2 separate regions of the Homo sapiens genome follow, and region 2 is linked to region 1. The links are chromatin contacts, found by Hi-C or POLR2A ChIA-PET in ENCODE. All regions are on one chromosome and are shown on one strand. The core of a region is the stretch at or near the end of the contact, and the rest is flanking DNA. Distances in the headings are between cores, read along the strand shown. Region 1 overlaps TANGO6 (transport and golgi organization 6 homolog). Region 2 overlaps TANGO6 (transport and golgi organization 6 homolog).

Region 1 (4,322 bases), core at 549-3,048:
GATACAGTTTTTAGAATGACTTTCCTCAGCCTCTGTCCTAAATCTCAAAGACAAAATCTCTGTTTACATGTGTAAACATGCCACTTTTCGATCAGTGAGAAATACTGCAATTACATGTCTAGGAAGAAGGAAATAGGGGATGGATCATAATGACCTTGTGGGGAGTTAGAAAACACATTTGGGAAATCTAGATCTGAATGTGGCACTTTGTAATTTAGCCTAGGATTTGGTGTTGGTGATGCAGTGTGTTGTTTAGATAGAAGGGATTTCTTAGTCATCCAGAAAATACTCCTTTGTCGTAGAATTTAAGTAGGATTCATTTTGTATCAGCTCTATTTTCACAGTAATTTATGTTGTTTCTTCCTCCAGGTAAGAGTTATCTTATCTCAAGTCCTATAGAATTACGATTTTTGGTGTTTGGAGATCCTCACATGTAATCCAATATGCAATAATAGTACCTTCTTCACAGAGTTATTGTGAAGACTAAATATGCATTAATGTGTTTAGTACAGTCCCCGGCAAATAGTAAGCTCAATAAATGGTAGCTATCATTATCACCATTGCTAAGTGGTGAAGGAAAACACCATCTTTTGTACTATTCAAAGCTTACATAGTTCCCCTGGCTCTTCAGCTTGAGTCAGCACATCCTTGTATCCCACAGCTGCAATGGCAACGACAAGAGAGAATGCATTGGAAGAGGGAGGCTGTACATCTGTGAACTTGGTTTCAAGGGACAGTCCACAAAATAACTCTTGTTTTTGTTTTTTTTGAGACGGAGTCTCGCTCTGTTGCCCAGACTGGGGTGCAGTGGTGCGATCTCGGCTCACTGCAACCTCTGCCTCCTGAGTTCAGGCGATTCTCCTGCCTCAGCCTCCTGGGTAGCTGGGCTTATAGGCACCTTCCACCATGCCCGGCTAATTTTTGTAGTTTTAGTAGAGACAGTGTTTCACCATGTGGCCAGCCTGGTCTCGAACTCCTGACCTCAGGTGATCCACCCACCTCAGCCTCACAAAATGCTGGGATTACAGGCGTGAGCCACCGCACCTGGCCTCTTGTTTTTGTTTTAAAACTCAAGTCCTCACAGCACTGTCATGTTCTCATCAGAGACTGACAAGGAACATGTGAACGATGATTTAGTTCCTCTTCTAGTTGATTGGCACAGATGAAAGGGGTTGAGGAATCAGCAATATTTTGTTGGTATGCTGTTTCTTGGTCTCCAGCTGTTGGTCTTGCTGAGAGTAGATGATTTTTATCCGTGTATACTTTCTTTGACAGTGCCTGATGCAAAGGCAGTAGTACACTTGGAATTACCAAAAAAAAAAAAAAAAAAAATCACGTGGGGCTCATGTGGCAAATCAGGGTTGCTGCCAGAGCCAAGGATTAGTCAGTCACTCATTGAATTTCAGGATATTTGCATTCTGAAATTCACAAGAAGCATACTTTCCATTCCTGCATTTCAGTAGTACTAGGAGATTGTGCCAGCATTTAAAATGCAGTGGAACCTGACAGCCTTTCTTTCTTTTTTTATGTTAGCTTGTTAGATGCATGGAGTAAGATGACAAGCTCATTCATAACTGCTTTTTCTGCCAGGTCACTTTGCCAAGAAATCTTATTATGGATTCTGGGGAAGCTGGAAAGGAAGAAGGCAATTGCCAGCCTGAAAGGATTTGCAGGGTTGGACAAAGCTGTGCCCTCTCTCCATTCTCTGTGTCAGTTTAGAGTTGCCACTCAAGGTGGCATTATGATTACCATCAAAGAGGCCATTAGGTGAGTCCACCCATCCGTTACTGTTCTCTTCAGATTTAGTTCCGCCCAAAAGGCCATTCAGTGATTCAACCACTAAGGGGCGCTGATAGAAAAGAAACCAGAAACTCAAGTGGCTCAGGTGCCTGCTATTTATATTCTCTAAATGAAACGTGAGCCTTAAATAATCCTCCAGGTTTTTTCCTAAGATGCCTGCTAATAGTTGGTGCAATTTACTGGAGCCTCACAGCTCTGCATCACAACAAGCCCACTTACTCCACCATCTTTGCCAGTTAATCAGAGTAAAGGGCAGACACATGTTCACCCTTAACACCATAATAATCCAATTATCTTTCTGACTCTCAAAATGGTATATGTGTGTGTTTATAGTCAGACTTATTCCTGAGGGAAATTGTCTAATAGCTATCTTTTATGGTAATTTTATGATGGAAATTTGTTTCTCATAGGGATTGATTAGAAAGTGCTTAATAAATATTAGTGGAATGGATCATTTATTTCTCCAGCATCTCACAATTGCATATTTTAAATTATTTCCACTTTCTGGATGATCTAATGTTATTACCTCAGAACGTAAATTCCTGTTGGTCATAGTCCATGTAACATTCATGGGTGACTGCTATCCTGTTTGGATTTCACATCACATTCAAAGTGCTGCTGTTTGTTGAAGTGTTGAAATATAATTATATATTCATGGTTAACTTGGTAAAGTTGTAAAACACCCCTTCAGTTTGATGGACTTGAGGAAAATAGAAAAACACATAGATTGCAAACAGAATTATCAGTACAAACGCAAGCTGCTATTCTGCCCAGCAACAGTTATCAAGAAGATGTTTTTGGCCAGGCACGGTGGCTCACACCTGTAATCCCAGCACTTTAGGAGGCTGAGGCGGGTGGATCACCTGAGGTTAGGAGTTTGAGACCAGCCTGGCCAACATGGTGAAACCCCATCTCTATTAAAAATACAAAAATTAGCCAGGCATGGTAGTGCATGCCTGTAGGCCTAGCTACTTGTGAGGCTGAGGCAAAAGAATTGCTTGAATCAGGAGGTGGAAGTTACAGTGAGCTGGGATCGTACCACTGCACTCCAGCCTGGGCAACAGGGCGAGACCATCTCAAAAAAAAAAAAAAAAAAAAGAAGGACCAGGCGTGGTGGCTCACACCTGTAATCCCAGCACTTTGGGAGGCCGAGGTGGGTAGATCACTTGAGGTCAGGAGTTCAAGACCAGCCTGGCCAACATGGTGAAACCCCATCTCTACTAAAAATATAAAAATTAGCCGGTTGTGGTGGCTGGCGCCTGTAGTCACAGCTACTCAGGAGGCTGAGGCAGGACTGTCACTCGAACCCAGGAGATGAAGGTTGCAGTAAGCCAAGATTGCGCCACTGCACTTCAGCCTAGGTGACAGAGTGAGACTCTGTCTCAAAAAAAAAAAAAGAAGTTTATTTAAAGAAACTCTATAAGAGCAGCTTGGATTTTATATCTTTAGATCCAGAGTTTTTACTTTTCTGGAATTAAATATAATTGTTTGGAATTTACTCTTTATTGTTGAATTTTAAAGCGTGACTAAAGTAGTGCTTCTTAAGATAATTGTCATGTGTTTTTGTTTTGTTTTGTTTTGTTTTTTGGTGCTGAGTGTTGCTCTGTCGCTCAGACTGGAGTGCAATGGCATGATCTTGGCTCACTGCAACCTCTGCCTCCTGGGTTCAAGCAATTCTCTTGTCTCAGCCTGCCAAGTAGCTGGGACTACAGGTGCGCGCCACCATGCCAGGCTAACGTCGTGTTGTTTTAGGAGTATTTGAATACAGTACTTCATTTTCACAATTAAAATGGCTCACAGAAGCTTAGAAGGGACGTTTATCCATTTTGGCTTTTCCTTTAACATAGAATGTTGTGGAGAAAACATGACTGATCTGAAGGACTCTGGAAGATTCTGGGATAATACAGGAAATATCCTAAGCTAAATATGTAGGTTATTCATTCTATTAGAGGAATATGAAGTCCATGTTCTTAGTGAACTGGCACATTGAGACATACTGCCTGATGAGATGGGCTGCCAAATTAGTAATTGTACTTTTCAATGAGATGAAGAAACATCTATCTTTTTTTTCTCAACTTAGTCTGAAAAAATTTTATGTCATTGGTCACTGAAATAACACATATTCTTTGTACAATACAAAAAACACATAAAGAGGAAAACAAAAGTCAACTAGTATCTTATTTTCTGTTCACATTATTTTAGTGTTTTGCTTTTTAGTGCATCTTCAATGCCTTTGTATTTGTTTATATGATAATATGGTATAATAATATAGTATCTTGAGCTGGGTATGGTGGTTCATACTGGTAATCCCAGCACTTTGGAAGGCCAAGGTGTGAGGATTGCTTGAGGCCAGGAGTTCAAGACCAGCCTGGGCAACATAGCGAGACTCCATTTCTTAAAAAAGGCCAGGCGCAGTGGCTCATGCCTGTAATCCCAGCATTTTGGGAGGCCGAGACGGGCGGATCACCTGAGGTCAAGAGTTTGAGACCAGCCTGACCAACATGGAGAAACCCCGTCTCTAC
Region 2 (4,322 bases), core at 1,243-3,742, 50 kb after region 1:
TCAGAGGATGTGGGGGATGGAGGAGTAAGGAGTGACTGATAATGGATATGAGGTTTCTTTGTGAGGAGATGAAAATGTTTTGGAATTAGATAGTGGGGATTATTGCACAGCCTGGTAAATATACCAAAACTAACTGAATTGTACACTTAAAAAAATTAAAGGCCACACGTGGTGGCTCATGCCTGTAATCCCAACACTTTGGGAGGCCGAGGCAAGCAGATCACCTGAGGTCAGGAGTTTGAAACCAGCCTGGTCCTACATGGTGAAACCCCATCTCTACGAAAAATACGAAATTAGCTGGGCATAGTATGGGTTCCTATAATCCCAGCTACTCTGGAGGCTGAGGCAGGAGAATCGCTTGAACCTGGGAGGCGGAGGTTGCAGTGAGCCGAGATCGAGCCACTGTATTCCAGCCTGGGCGACAGAGCGAGACTCTGTTTTAAAAAAAAAATTTAGGATGGGCGCGGTGGCTCACACCTGTAGTCCCAGCACTTTGGGAGGCTGAGGTGGGTCGATCACGAGTTCAGGAGTTCGAGACCAGCTTGGCCAACATGGTGAAACCCCATCTCTACTAAAAGTACTAAAATTAGCCAGGTGTGGTGGCGGGCACCTGTGATCCCAGCTGCTCAGGAGGCTGAGGCAGGAGAATCGCTTGAGCCTGGGAGGCGGAGGTTGCAGTGAGCTGATGTGGCACCGTTGCACTCCAGCCTGGGCAATAGAGCAAGACTCTGTCTCAAAAAAAAAGTAAATTTAAAAAATTTAAAAATAACGTTAAAAACTCAGAACAGTACTGTTGTTTTTTGTGGAGCTCTCAGGACTATGAAAGATGGGTGGGCAGGATTTAGACACTCAAATGAGTGTGAGGGGATTGAAGCTGAGGGAAAAGCAAAGGTAGGAAGATGTTCAAGAGTGGGGCCAGACCAGGTGCTGTGGCTGCTGCCTGTAATCCCAGCACTTTGGGAGGTCGATGTGGACGATCACTTGAGCCCAGTAGTTTAAGACCAGCCTGGACAACATGGCAAAATCCTGTCTCTATAAAAATTTTAAAAATTAGCCGGGTGTGGTAGCGCATGCCTATAGTCCCAGCTACTCTGGAGGCTGAAGTGGGAGAATCACTTGAGCCCAAGAGGTCAAGACTGCAGCAAGCTGTGATCATACAACTGCACTCCAGCCTGGGTGACAGAGACCCTGTCTCAAAAAAAAAAGGCAGGGTGGGGGGGTTGGGCAAATATAAAGTATAACAGAAGGGAAGCAGTTCAGGTTGTTAGTGGAGCAAAATGGGCATGAAGGCAAGGTATAGGAGTCAGTATCTTCATCTCCCATTTTTCAGACAAAGAAACCAGGGCTAAGAGGCCAACTGCTTGGCCAACCAGTATGTAATAGAGGCTGGATTCAACTCCAAAGCCAAGGCCCTTATTTATGCCTCTGTACTTCCTTCCTTTTTCCATTGCATTTTCTCACCTTTGTCACAACACCATGGCCTCTGTTCTTTTTTTTTTTTTTTTTTGAGACAGAGTCTCGCTCTATCGCCTAAGCTAGAGTGCAGTGGCGTGATCTCAGCTCACTGCAAGCTCTGCCTTCCCGGTTCACACCATTCTCCTGCCTCAGCCTCCTGAGTAGCTGGGACTACAGGCACCCGCCACCACGCCCAGCTAATTTTTTGTATTTTTAGTAGAGACGAGGTTTCACCGTGTTAGCTAGGATGGTCTCGATCTCCTGACCTTGTGATCCACCCGCCTCGGCCTCCCAAAGTGCTGAGATTACAGGCGTGAGCCACCACACCTGGCCAGCCTCTGCTCTTACGGATGGTAAAATTAAACCATGGAACCATGGATCATGACATTTTCAGTGAAGCAATTAAATACTTCTTAATTTCATGGCTTCTGGGGCTCCTTTAAAGTCCCTCACCTCCTATTCATATAGACTAGCTGTCACAAAGGCAGGATTCATGACCAAGAAGGCAACATGAGATACCTCCAGGTAAAGAGTCAGTTGCTTAAATGTCCACTTTACAAGCTATTAAGGAGGTCTAAGTACCTTCCCTGCAGAACAGCGATTTAAATTTTGCCCTGGAGCCACCCTTTCTCTAGTAAAGTTGGAATTTGAAGGCAAGTTAAGGAGGATGGAGTAGTGAGAGAGCTTGTAAGTAAAACAGCAAGTCCCTCTTCAGACTTCCCCTTAAATACAGCATCCCACACTCTCTAAGTAATCCATGGTTTTTACTGGAGCTTTATTGCAGTATCAGCTAGAGGTGCACCCTGCTTTTGTGTTTCCCTCCCCAACTAAAGAGCAAGCAGCCTATGTCACCCTTCATCTCAAATACAAATTAAAATTCCTAATCTCACCAGATGTGATTAAGATGATACTTGAAGCTGTTCACACACTTAGTAAGCCCAATTATATTTTTTATTAACACTGACATAGTTCCTTTTGTTGGTGAATCATAACTTTACAATTTTTAACTGAATGAAGCATCAATTACCCCCTCTCAGGTCACGTTGAGAACTTGGCAGTGGTGGAAGGTAAACTTAAATGGTGTCTGTACAGTTTGGGCAACACATTTTTAGATTTTTACATTAGGCTTTTGTGCTTCCTGACCTTGTGGTATCTCTCCTGCCCCAGAGGAGGATTGAAGGTTGGGAATGAATTGAGCCTCAGGGAATGAATCACAACCCCTTGAGCTGCCAAAGACCTCATTAGGTCATCTCTCTGTCCACCTGCTGGGACATGATTGCTAAGGTGTTTCTTAGGAGAAAGCTGTTTTAGAATCACTTTTGTACTTTGTGTTCAACTTTTGTTTTCCACTATTGATAACCTTTAAATAGGGACAAAAAGAGAATTGTAAAATATTTTCTTTGGCAATTAGGGTTTTCTTTTTGTTGTTGTTGTTAATGGCTTAAAATGTTCATTCACTCAACAGGTATTTTTTATTATTATTATTATTATTATTATTATTATTATTATTATTTTGTGTGTGTGAGACGGAGTCTTGCTCTGTCTCCCAAGCTGGAGTGCAGTGGCACAATCTTGGCTCACTGCAACCTCTGCCTCCCAGGTTCGAGCGATTCTCCTGCCTCGGCTTCCTGAGTAACTGGGATTACAGGCACGCACCACCACGCCTGGCTAGTTTTTTGTATTTAGCAGAGACAGGGTTTCGCCATGTTGGCCAGGCTGATCTCGAATTCCTGACCTCAGGTGATACACCTGCCTCGGCCTCCCAAAGTGCTGGGATTATAGGCGTGAGCCACTGCACCCGCCTCAACAGATATTTATTGAGCACTGCTATGTTTGAGGGTGCTGTGCAAGGTACAACACTGAGAAAAACAGTCATGTCTTGCCTTCATGGAGTTTACAGTTGGAGAAGAGCAAATGATACAAAATCACACAAATGTAAAACATGGTTTTGACACAGGTGCTCTAAATAAAAGGTACATGGTGTTCTCTCACTAACTCCATCCTCCTTAACTTGCCTTCAGATTCCAACTTTACTAGATAAAGGGTGGCTCCAGGGCAAAATTTAAATAGCCGTTCTGTAGGGAAGATACTTAGACCTCCTTAATAGCTTGTAAAGTAGACATTTAAGCAACTGACTCTACCTGGAGGTATCTCATACTGTCTTCTTGGTCGTGAAACCCGCCTTTGTGACAGCTAGTCTATATGAATAGGAGGAGAAGGACTTGAAATGAGCCCCAGAAACCATGAAATTAAGATGTATTTAATTGCTTCACTAAACATGTTTTAGGGACATTTTCCCTGACAGCAAGGGAACGAGGCAGTAACCCATCAGTGAGGATCTGTGGGTAGTTAGGAATTAACCTAGTAAAGAAGGGAGGAGACCAGGCACAGTGGCTCATGCCTGTAATCCCAGCACTTTCGGAGGCCGAGGTGGGCGGATCACTTGAGGTCAGGAGTTCGAGACCAGCCTGGCCAACATGGTGAAACCTCGTCTCTACTAAAAATACAAAAAAAAAGAAAAGTTAGCTGGGTGTGGTGGTGTGTGCCTGTAATCCCAGCCACTTGGGAGGCTGAGGCAGGAGAATTGCTTCAACCCAGGAAGCAGAGGTTGCAGTGAGCTGAGATCGTGCCACTACACTCCAGCCTGAGCAACAGAGCAAGACTCCATCTCAAAAAAAAAAAAAAAAAAAGGAAGGAGGAAAGAGTGTTGTAGGATGCGAAACAGCAAAGCAGCAGGACTACAGCAGGGAGGAGCAGGAGGCAAGAACTGCATGAACGCCTGTGCCCTCCAGACCCTTAGGATCAGTAAGGAGGGGCATGGGTGAGTGGGTTTGGAGCACCAGGCAACCCACTCTAACCAGATGGCT

Evidence for each region. A loop is a pair of places that touch in the nucleus more often than their neighbours do. ChIA-PET counts read pairs that join two places held with the same protein, here RNA polymerase II (POLR2A). Pooled maps may share reads with other maps.
Region 2: a map of PC-3 shows a loop between it and region 1 (8-fold over the local background). The contact joins two enhancer-like sites. A Hi-C loop is called at or near these places in 3 of 168 maps with a recorded cell type or tissue (PC-3, heart left ventricle and mammary epithelial cell) and 1 of 50 pooled maps. POLR2A ChIA-PET finds 5 or more read pairs at or near these places in 9 of 52 experiments (A673, AG04449, BJ and 6 more).

The regions. Positions count from the first base shown.
Region 1 is chr16:68,900,738-68,905,059 of GRCh38, forward strand. TANGO6 (transport and golgi organization 6 homolog) reads left to right here. Exons shown (of 18, transcript NM_024562.2): 9 at 1,591-1,767. Among named protein-coding and RNA genes, the nearest start is that of TANGO6, 59 kb to the left of the region's middle. Within about 2 kb of position 1,799, at least 2 of the 41 ENCODE cell types and tissues checked have a DNase peak (open chromatin) inside an H3K27ac peak, as active enhancers do.
Region 2 is chr16:68,950,124-68,954,445 of GRCh38, forward strand. The region is part of intron 14 of TANGO6 (transport and golgi organization 6 homolog); the gene reads left to right. Among named protein-coding and RNA genes, the nearest start is that of TANGO6, 110 kb to the left of the region's middle. Within about 2 kb of position 2,493, at least 3 of the 41 ENCODE cell types and tissues checked have a DNase peak (open chromatin) inside an H3K27ac peak, as active enhancers do.